Regions from separate parts of the Homo sapiens genome. Here all the other regions are linked to region 1. The links are chromatin loops, found by intact Hi-C in ENCODE. Cell type or tissue: dorsolateral prefrontal cortex. All regions are shown on one strand.

Region 1 (2,500 bases):
CATCTACTACTTCAACTTTGCTCCTAAGACTAAAATAAATCTAATTGTTACATATCAGAACATAATAAAAATATTTCTCTGAAAAACTAATTGATAGACACTATTAGCCTAGACTGTTTTTCATAATCTCATCATTAGATCAAGTGCATATTAACAGTGAACAAATAGAAATACATGTTTGAAATAGCTATTGTTTTTTAATTAAATTCCTTCTCGGAGGTTTACTTAACATGCAGTAGAGTAAGAACAGTTTACTAAAATCCAAGCATTGTGATTTAACACTGTGTTTCTTTGAATTTTTTTTTTTAAATCAAGGCTTATAGATTAGAACCATTAATACTGAAACACTACAGCAACATTTCACCTGTCCAGATCCACTGGTACAATACTTCAAATCCTTTACCTTATGAACATATGAAGCCAAGCTTTCTCAACCCAGCTAAAGAACCTACCTCAGTTTCAGAGAATGAAGGCATTTCAACCATACCAAGCCCTGTGACCTCACCAGTTTTGTCCCGCCGACACTATGGAGAATCTATAACAAATATAGGCAAAGCAAGCATATTAGGTAATTTCTCTTATGTATTCCTTATCTATGCATATAAGCACTTTCCTAGACATAAGTTTGGGGGACTAGAAGTATTCTATGTATTAGGAAACTCCCAGCAGTTAATCCCTGTGTCTAGAATTAACTACCCTCCCAATGTTCATATTTGAGGCCCAAAAAGCTCTAAAGTTCTCTGATTAGATCAGATCTTATAGTTTTAGAATATAAGATAGCTGGATGGACCAGAAAAAGCTGTTATGAGAATCAAGTCCCTCATTTTAATCTTGGTCCTACCACTTGCTGTGAGATCTTGAGTAAATAATATAGTTTTTAATGCTCTACTTGCTCATCTGTGAAATGAGAAAGCACTTGTGTCAGAGGGTGCTCCCTGTCAACCAGTTCTCTGATCTATTCTAAAAGTCTCTCAAACTGTGTGATTCCTGAGGGCAACAAGGATGTTTAATTTTTCTTTGAATGATCTCCAGTACTGGCACAATGTTTGCTGTATCACTGGAACTCGATTATGTGGTATTTGAATCTGTCCATTGCCTTTGGTTACAAGTTGCCTTAATGTAAAATACCACAAGGTGGCACTATAAATAGGCTTTATCTCCTGGACTCATTGGCTGTTTTACTTTCTCATGTTAATACATTGTTTATTGATGGCTTTTTCTTACATGTCCATTTAAATTCAGTAGTAAGTATATCAATAGTAAATCTATACTCATGTCAATGGCATGGTTCTTTTATCAAAGACTTTAATCTTGCCAAATATTTTAATAAACCATGATCACTTGAATAAAATAGAATCTTTATTCCTTTGTTTATATATTCCTGTGTTATATTCCTAGAGCTTATACAACTCTCATTCTATTCACCATTTTTATTTAGAAACCTGCAATATAAATTATAATTTTCTTATGTTCCCACCCTGGAAAAACATGACTAGGGTTTGGTCCCTCTGCCAGTTGGCTATAATTATGGGTGGTGCTCTTTAGCTTAGAGTGTGGTGTGATTCAACAGAATGACTACCCTGCTTTGTGAAATACAGGGGCTGCTAGCATTGGAAAGGGACTTGGAGGAATGTTGTTCTCAAGATTTGGACGTTCATCTACAACACAGTCATCTGAAACATCAAAAGACTCAATGGAAGATGAGAAGAAGCCAGTTGCCTCACCTTCTGCTACCACCGTAGGGACACAGACCCTTCCACATAGCAGTTCTGGCTTCCTCGATTCTGCATGTTAGTTCATACATTATTTCCTTAAGTTGATACTGTATCTTTTTAAAACTTGGGGAGGGCAGGGAGGTATAAAATATTAATACTAGCTAGTCAACTCTAAGATCTAAAGTGTGCCTTAACTTTGAAAGAAAAAAATGCTTTCCTTCTGCTTATATTTTTAAGAATAATTTCCAGGAAAATGCAGTTTTACTTTCTGCATTGATGAATTAATAGAATATTAGTAATTAGGGCCTTGTGGCACAAGGTCTTAACCATCAAGCATAAAACAAATCTCTTTAGGGTAAGTACCCCCTGAAGTTTATAAAGTAGATTTTTACTAATGTGATCTTCTCAGTCTCAAAAATCGTGTAATTATTGCTTTAGATCTATGCTGTATCTGGTCTTGAGACTTTAAAAACTGCTATACCAAAGTCATCCTACTTCTATTCAAAGCTTAGAAATTTTATTGGATCTGCTGAATGGCTTCCAATTCTATCCCAGCTACCTAGTGTAAAGCAGATATTGAAAAAATGAGTAAATAAATGGATAGTTATGTTGGACTTAGCATTATATGGATCTTTAAGCTTTCTCCGGTGGACTTAGAAAGTTTGAAATGTTGAGTAGTTGTGAAACACGAATACACTTAGTATATATTTACTTCCAAGAGTCTGAACTTGAACATTATTTTTAGGTGTCTAGTAAAATAAAACTAAAACGTCAAGTCCTATTTT
Region 2 (2,500 bases), 250 kb before region 1:
TATATCTGAATGTGAAAATACACTTTCAGGATATCAGGAATTATATTCCAGTATGGCTAGGGTTATTCTCAGTTATCAATCTCGAGGGAGGAAACGTCCCCAGGAAGTGGTACCAAAAGATGACTCTTGCACATCAATGAAAAGGCCTGTGGAAGGACGACAGTCCAACTACTGGAACCCTGTTTTTATATCTCTCAGGAGCCTCCCACCATGCCCACCCCTCATCTCCCTCCCATTTCCTACTCCTTAAAGACTTGCATACACATTCCTGAGTCTTCAGCAACCTGTGTCCTCGCCACCCAGGTGAAGAAGCTGGGTATGTGCAGGATATTCCCTACTGCAACAATGCCTCCTCAGCCTGCCTCCTCTGCCCAGGTCAGCCTCCACAACCAGAGGTTCTGGGAATTAGGTTCCACTGTCCTGAGCATTATGAATATTGATTCCTGTTGGACAAACTGCAGCTAGTCTAGGATCTCAGATTCCTCCATTTCCCGGGAGGGCAACATATAAAATATTAATACATTTCATCATGAGAAACAAAACTCATTAAAACTACATACATATTCATGAAAATTCTTTCACTGTTTATTTCATGAAATGAAAACATTTTTTCCAACCAGATCAAGGGAGGGAAGAAAATGTTTTCTATAGGTCCAATTTTATACACTCTGGTATGAAATGAATCAATAGTAGCTAGGAGGAGAAAAATCAAAGATTTCCTTTTCAACAGCAATAAATCCAGTCAAATCCTATTTGGTATGGCACTTGCCATAGCTTGTAAAATCTGAAGTTGCTAAATTATGTATTTCAATAGTAATTCCTTACAAATTAATAGGAAGTGCTAAATTAGGACAAGTGGCCTCCAATTGGATCCAGATGCTCAATCCTAGACTAGGTAGAAAGTGTGAAAAATTAGGAACTGTACTGATTCTTTCTCTGAGTTTGTTGAAGGAGCCAAGTTCTTCCAGCATGGAATGTAAACACTTGGGAAGGTAGCCTAAGAGAAGCATGTGTTACGTGGCAGCCTGAGTCCCAGCTGTGTTTACACTGAGATTCCAAAATATCTGAGCCTGGAAGGACAGCTGTGGTGTAAGGAGGAACAGAGGAGCCTCCTGGGACAGAATGACCCCAAAGGGAAAGAGAGAAGCTGGTTCAAAACCAATGGGCCAGGGTTCAAGGGGTGGTGTGGTCATTAACAAAGCAGGGTGACCATCGCTCAGCTTATCCAGGAGACTCACATCCAAGTCCCAAGGGTGATGATGGAGAAAATGCTGAAACCTGTTGACATTATTGGCCCCCCTCATGCTGCTGGCTGTGTTGATGGTGGTGGAAACAATAAAAACAGCACTGGCCTTGGGCAGCCGTAGGGCTGACATCACCATCCTCAATCTTGGAGACTGGCAGCATCCACAGAGAGAGGGTGCCTTTGGGAGGCATCTGTGACACTGCTGCTGCATCTGCCATTCATGAAGAAGAGGCCCCAGCTGCAAATGAAGCCAGCATTTAATGACCCAGTATCAGAAGAAGAAAAATCACAGACCTCCTGCTGTGACAAAAACAACTAGTTCTCAGAGAACTGGCTGCGGTAGTGGAATAAAGACCCCCCAAAGATGCCCACGTCCTAAACCCCAGAAGCTGTGAGTGCATTACCTTACAGGGCAAAAGGGACATTGTAGATGTGATTAAGGACGTTGAGATGGGGACATTATCCTGGATTATGTGGTGGGCCCAAGACAATCAATCACAGGGTCCTTAGAAAAGGGAGGAAGGAGAGTCAGAATCAGAGAAGAAGATACAACAACAGAAGCAGTGGTCAGAGAGAGATACAAAGATGCTGCACTGCTGGCTTTAAAGATAAAGAAAGAGGCCTCAAGCTAAGAAATGTAGGAAGTCTTCAGAAGCTGGAAAAGGCAACGAAATGGGTTTTCCCGTGGAGCTTCCCAAGGCAGCATGGCTCTGCCGACCCATTTTAGACTTACAGCCCCCAGAACTATATAAGATAAGTGTGTGTGGTTTTAAGCCACTAAGACTGTGGTAATGTGTTACAGCAGAAATTGGAAAATAATACACTGGTGATATACTCTTTTGAGGGCTTTCAGAACCATTTGTGAGGATAAGGAGGCTCAAATTCCCACAGTACAAGGGGAAACAGAGCCAGAATGTGTGGGGGCGTTCTCCTCCACAGTTTGTGCGTGTGGGGGAGGCAGGTTAGTGTAGGGTAGACTAGGTCCATGGGTCTGCTTTATGGACCAAGCTCTCACGTTGAACCTTCATTCAAATCAGCAGCATCTGTTTTCTACAACACACATCACTTTGCTCTCCTTCCATATCTTCAAGAACTTCTAAGAGGCAAGTTGTGCCATAAGTACTTCAAAGGATACTACGTGTCCCATGTCTTTTTTTTTTTCTGTGAGACGGAGTCTTGCTCTGTTGCTCAGGCTGGAGTGCAATGACCCAATCTCCACACACTACAACCTCCATCTCCCAAGTTCAAGCAATT
Region 3 (2,500 bases), 230 kb after region 1:
TCCTACGAGAGCAGACTAGAAGTTGAACTACTACGTCAGAGTTTGAAGAATTTAAGGTTCTTGATAACATCTGTCAGATTAACTTTCAGAATATTGTACTAATTTATGCTCCTACTGCCCGTGGGTGAAATGCCTGTCTTACCACTGACTCAGCATCTCTGAAAGATGACCACTTTATGGACATTTTTGCTCATCTGAAAGGGACAAGGGGAGACCGTGTTGCTATTCTAGTTTTTGATTCTTAGTGATTTTGAATAGATTTTCATGTAAGTATTACCAATTTTTATTTCCTTTTCAGCAAGTTATCTGTGTTCTTTAACCATTGGGAGTTTCTTTGGTAAAGTAATTTAGATGTACACATAATGATAGTCCATTATCTGTCATTACTATCTATTTTCATCTTAATTTGGAGAATCATTCTCTTTTAGAACTTTCTTTTTTTCTTTTTTTTTTTTGAGATGGAGTCTCGCTCTGTTGCCCAGGCTGGAGTGCAGTGGCACGATCTCGGCTCACTGCAAGCTCTGCCTTCCAGGTTCACGCCATTCTCCTGCCTCAGCCTCCCAAGTGGCTGGGACTACAGGTGCCTGCCCCACACCCAGCTAATTTTTTTTGTATTTTTAGTAGAGACGGGGTTTCACCGTGTTAGCCAGAATGGCCTCGATCTCCTGACCTCATGATCCGCCCACCTTGGCCTCCCAAAGTGCTGGGATTACAGGCGTGAGCCACTGCGCCCGGCCTCTTTTAGAACTTTCTAAGAAAATGTCATAAATCAATAAAATAAAATTTTAAACTTGTCACAACTGTGTAATACTGCTTGCAATAACTTTGGAATGACAATACTTTTTGTAAAATGATTCGTACATTAAACACTTTACCGAAAAAAGGCTTTAATCCTGGCTCTGCCTCAAACCAGAATTTTTATCTTAAAACAAAATTTCAATGAATCTTAGTTTATCTGTAAAATAAGATGGTTAATCTTTGAGTCCATCCAATTTAAAAACTAGGCAACTTGTGCTCACAAAAAACGATACACAGCACCACCTAGAGGTAAAAAGGAATACTTTTGTACATTTTTCATTTATTAAAAATGATTTTTTAGCCTTAACAATACAATATTAAGTCAATATATTTTATACTTGCAGAAAGTGCCTGGGTAAATATATGAGAATTGTAATAGGTCTATCACATCGGATAAAACTTTTAGAATGAATGTCACAGTTGTCAGGCCTCTGAGCCCAAGCTAAGCCATCATATCCACTGTGACCTGCACTTATATATCCAGATGGCCTGAAGCAACTGAAGATCCACAAAAGAAGTGAAAATAGCTTTAACTGATGACATTCCACCATTGTGATTTGCTTCTGCCCCACCCTAACTGATCAATGTACTTTGTAATCTCCCCCACCCTTAAGAAGGTACTTTGTAATCTCCCCCACCCATAAGAAGCTTCTTTGTAATTCTCCCCACCCATAAGAAGGTTCTTTGTAATTCTCCCCACCCTTGAGAATGTACTTTGTGAGATCCACCCCCTGCCCACAAAACATTGCTCCTACCTCCACCACCTATCCCAAAACCTGTAAGAACTAATGATAATCCACCACCCTTTGCTGACTCTCTTTTCAGACTCAGCCCGCCTGCACCCAGGTGAAATAAACAGCCTTGTTGCTCACACAAAGTCTGTTTAGTGGTCTCTTCACACGGACGCGCGTGACAATAGTAGCTGTAAGAATTCTTAGCTCCTATATGAATCTAGGTCATTTTCTTTCCCCTATCATGACTTTTTCTTTTTTTTTGAGACAGAGTTTCATTCTTGTTGCCCAGGCTGGAGTGCAATGGCGCGGTCTCGGCTCACTGCAACCTCTGCCTCCCAGATACAAGCGATTCTCCTACAGGCACCTGTCACCATGCCCAACTAATTTTTGTATTTTTAGTAGAGACAGGGTTTCACCATGTTGGCCAGGCTGGTCTTGAACTCCTGACCTCAGGTGATCCACCCGCCTTGGCCTCCCAAAGTGCTGGGATTACAGGTGTGAGCCACCACGCCCAGCCTATCATGACTTTTTAGGGGATCAACTATTCTTTTTCACATTCCTTAGGAAAATCAGTAACACTCTCTTTTAAGTCTGATACTAAGGATCAAAGATGTCTACCTAATACTGTGATATATTGTATATACAATATATATTGGGTACACTGGATACATTCTTTACCCTGGGGGCTTTGTGGACTTGCTGAAACTATGGTCACAAAAACAGTTCCTCCATGGTTAGATACACAATGCCATTCTAGGGTTCAACTTCAGGGAAGGAATCCCTAAATTGGAAATGTGGCTAGCAACAGAAAATTCCAATGGTGGCACCCTGAATCTACTGGGACTTGAAGAAAAATGTAATCTCTGCAGAAGTGTGACATCTATAGCAAACGTCTGGTCATTGTTAACATCTGAATTATCACCACAGATTTTTTTCCACACCAATGTTAGCAATGGCTTCCTCCTTAT

The links. Peaks named below come from ENCODE experiments on the same cell type or tissue, not always from the same donor. Only the 100,000 strongest peaks of a DNase experiment are listed, where the experiment ranks them.
Region 2: a loop joins it to region 1, with 1.0 times the contacts of the local background. A loop is called at or near these places in 25 of 110 quality-filtered maps.
Region 3: it touches region 1 in a loop (5-fold over the local background); 92 of 110 quality-filtered maps call a loop at or near these places.

The regions. Positions count from the first base shown.
Region 1 is chr14:53,053,728-53,056,227 of GRCh38, reverse strand. DDHD1 (DDHD domain containing 1) reads left to right here. Exons shown (of 13, transcript NM_001160148.2): 10 at 316-568; 11 at 1,599-1,790. Among named protein-coding and RNA genes, the nearest start is that of DDHD1, 98 kb to the left of the region's middle. In dorsolateral prefrontal cortex, CTCF peaks have their summits at 945 and 1,144 (motif pointing right); no DNase peak of the experiment used is centred here; H3K27ac peaks cover 744 bases.
Region 2 is chr14:53,303,792-53,306,291 of GRCh38, reverse strand. No RefSeq gene overlaps it. Among named protein-coding and RNA genes, the nearest start is that of DDHD1-DT, 150 kb to the right of the region's middle. RefSeq lists an enhancer at 1-41. In dorsolateral prefrontal cortex, no CTCF peak of the experiment used is centred here; DNase peaks (open chromatin) are centred at 284 and 1,411; H3K4me3 peaks cover 296 bases; H3K27ac peaks cover 2,364 bases.
Region 3 is chr14:52,822,294-52,824,793 of GRCh38, reverse strand. The region is part of intron 1 of LOC105370500 (a long non-coding RNA gene); the gene reads right to left. Among named protein-coding and RNA genes, the nearest start is that of GNPNAT1, 32 kb to the right of the region's middle. In dorsolateral prefrontal cortex, CTCF peaks have their summits at 832 and 1,033 (motif pointing left); no DNase peak of the experiment used is centred here.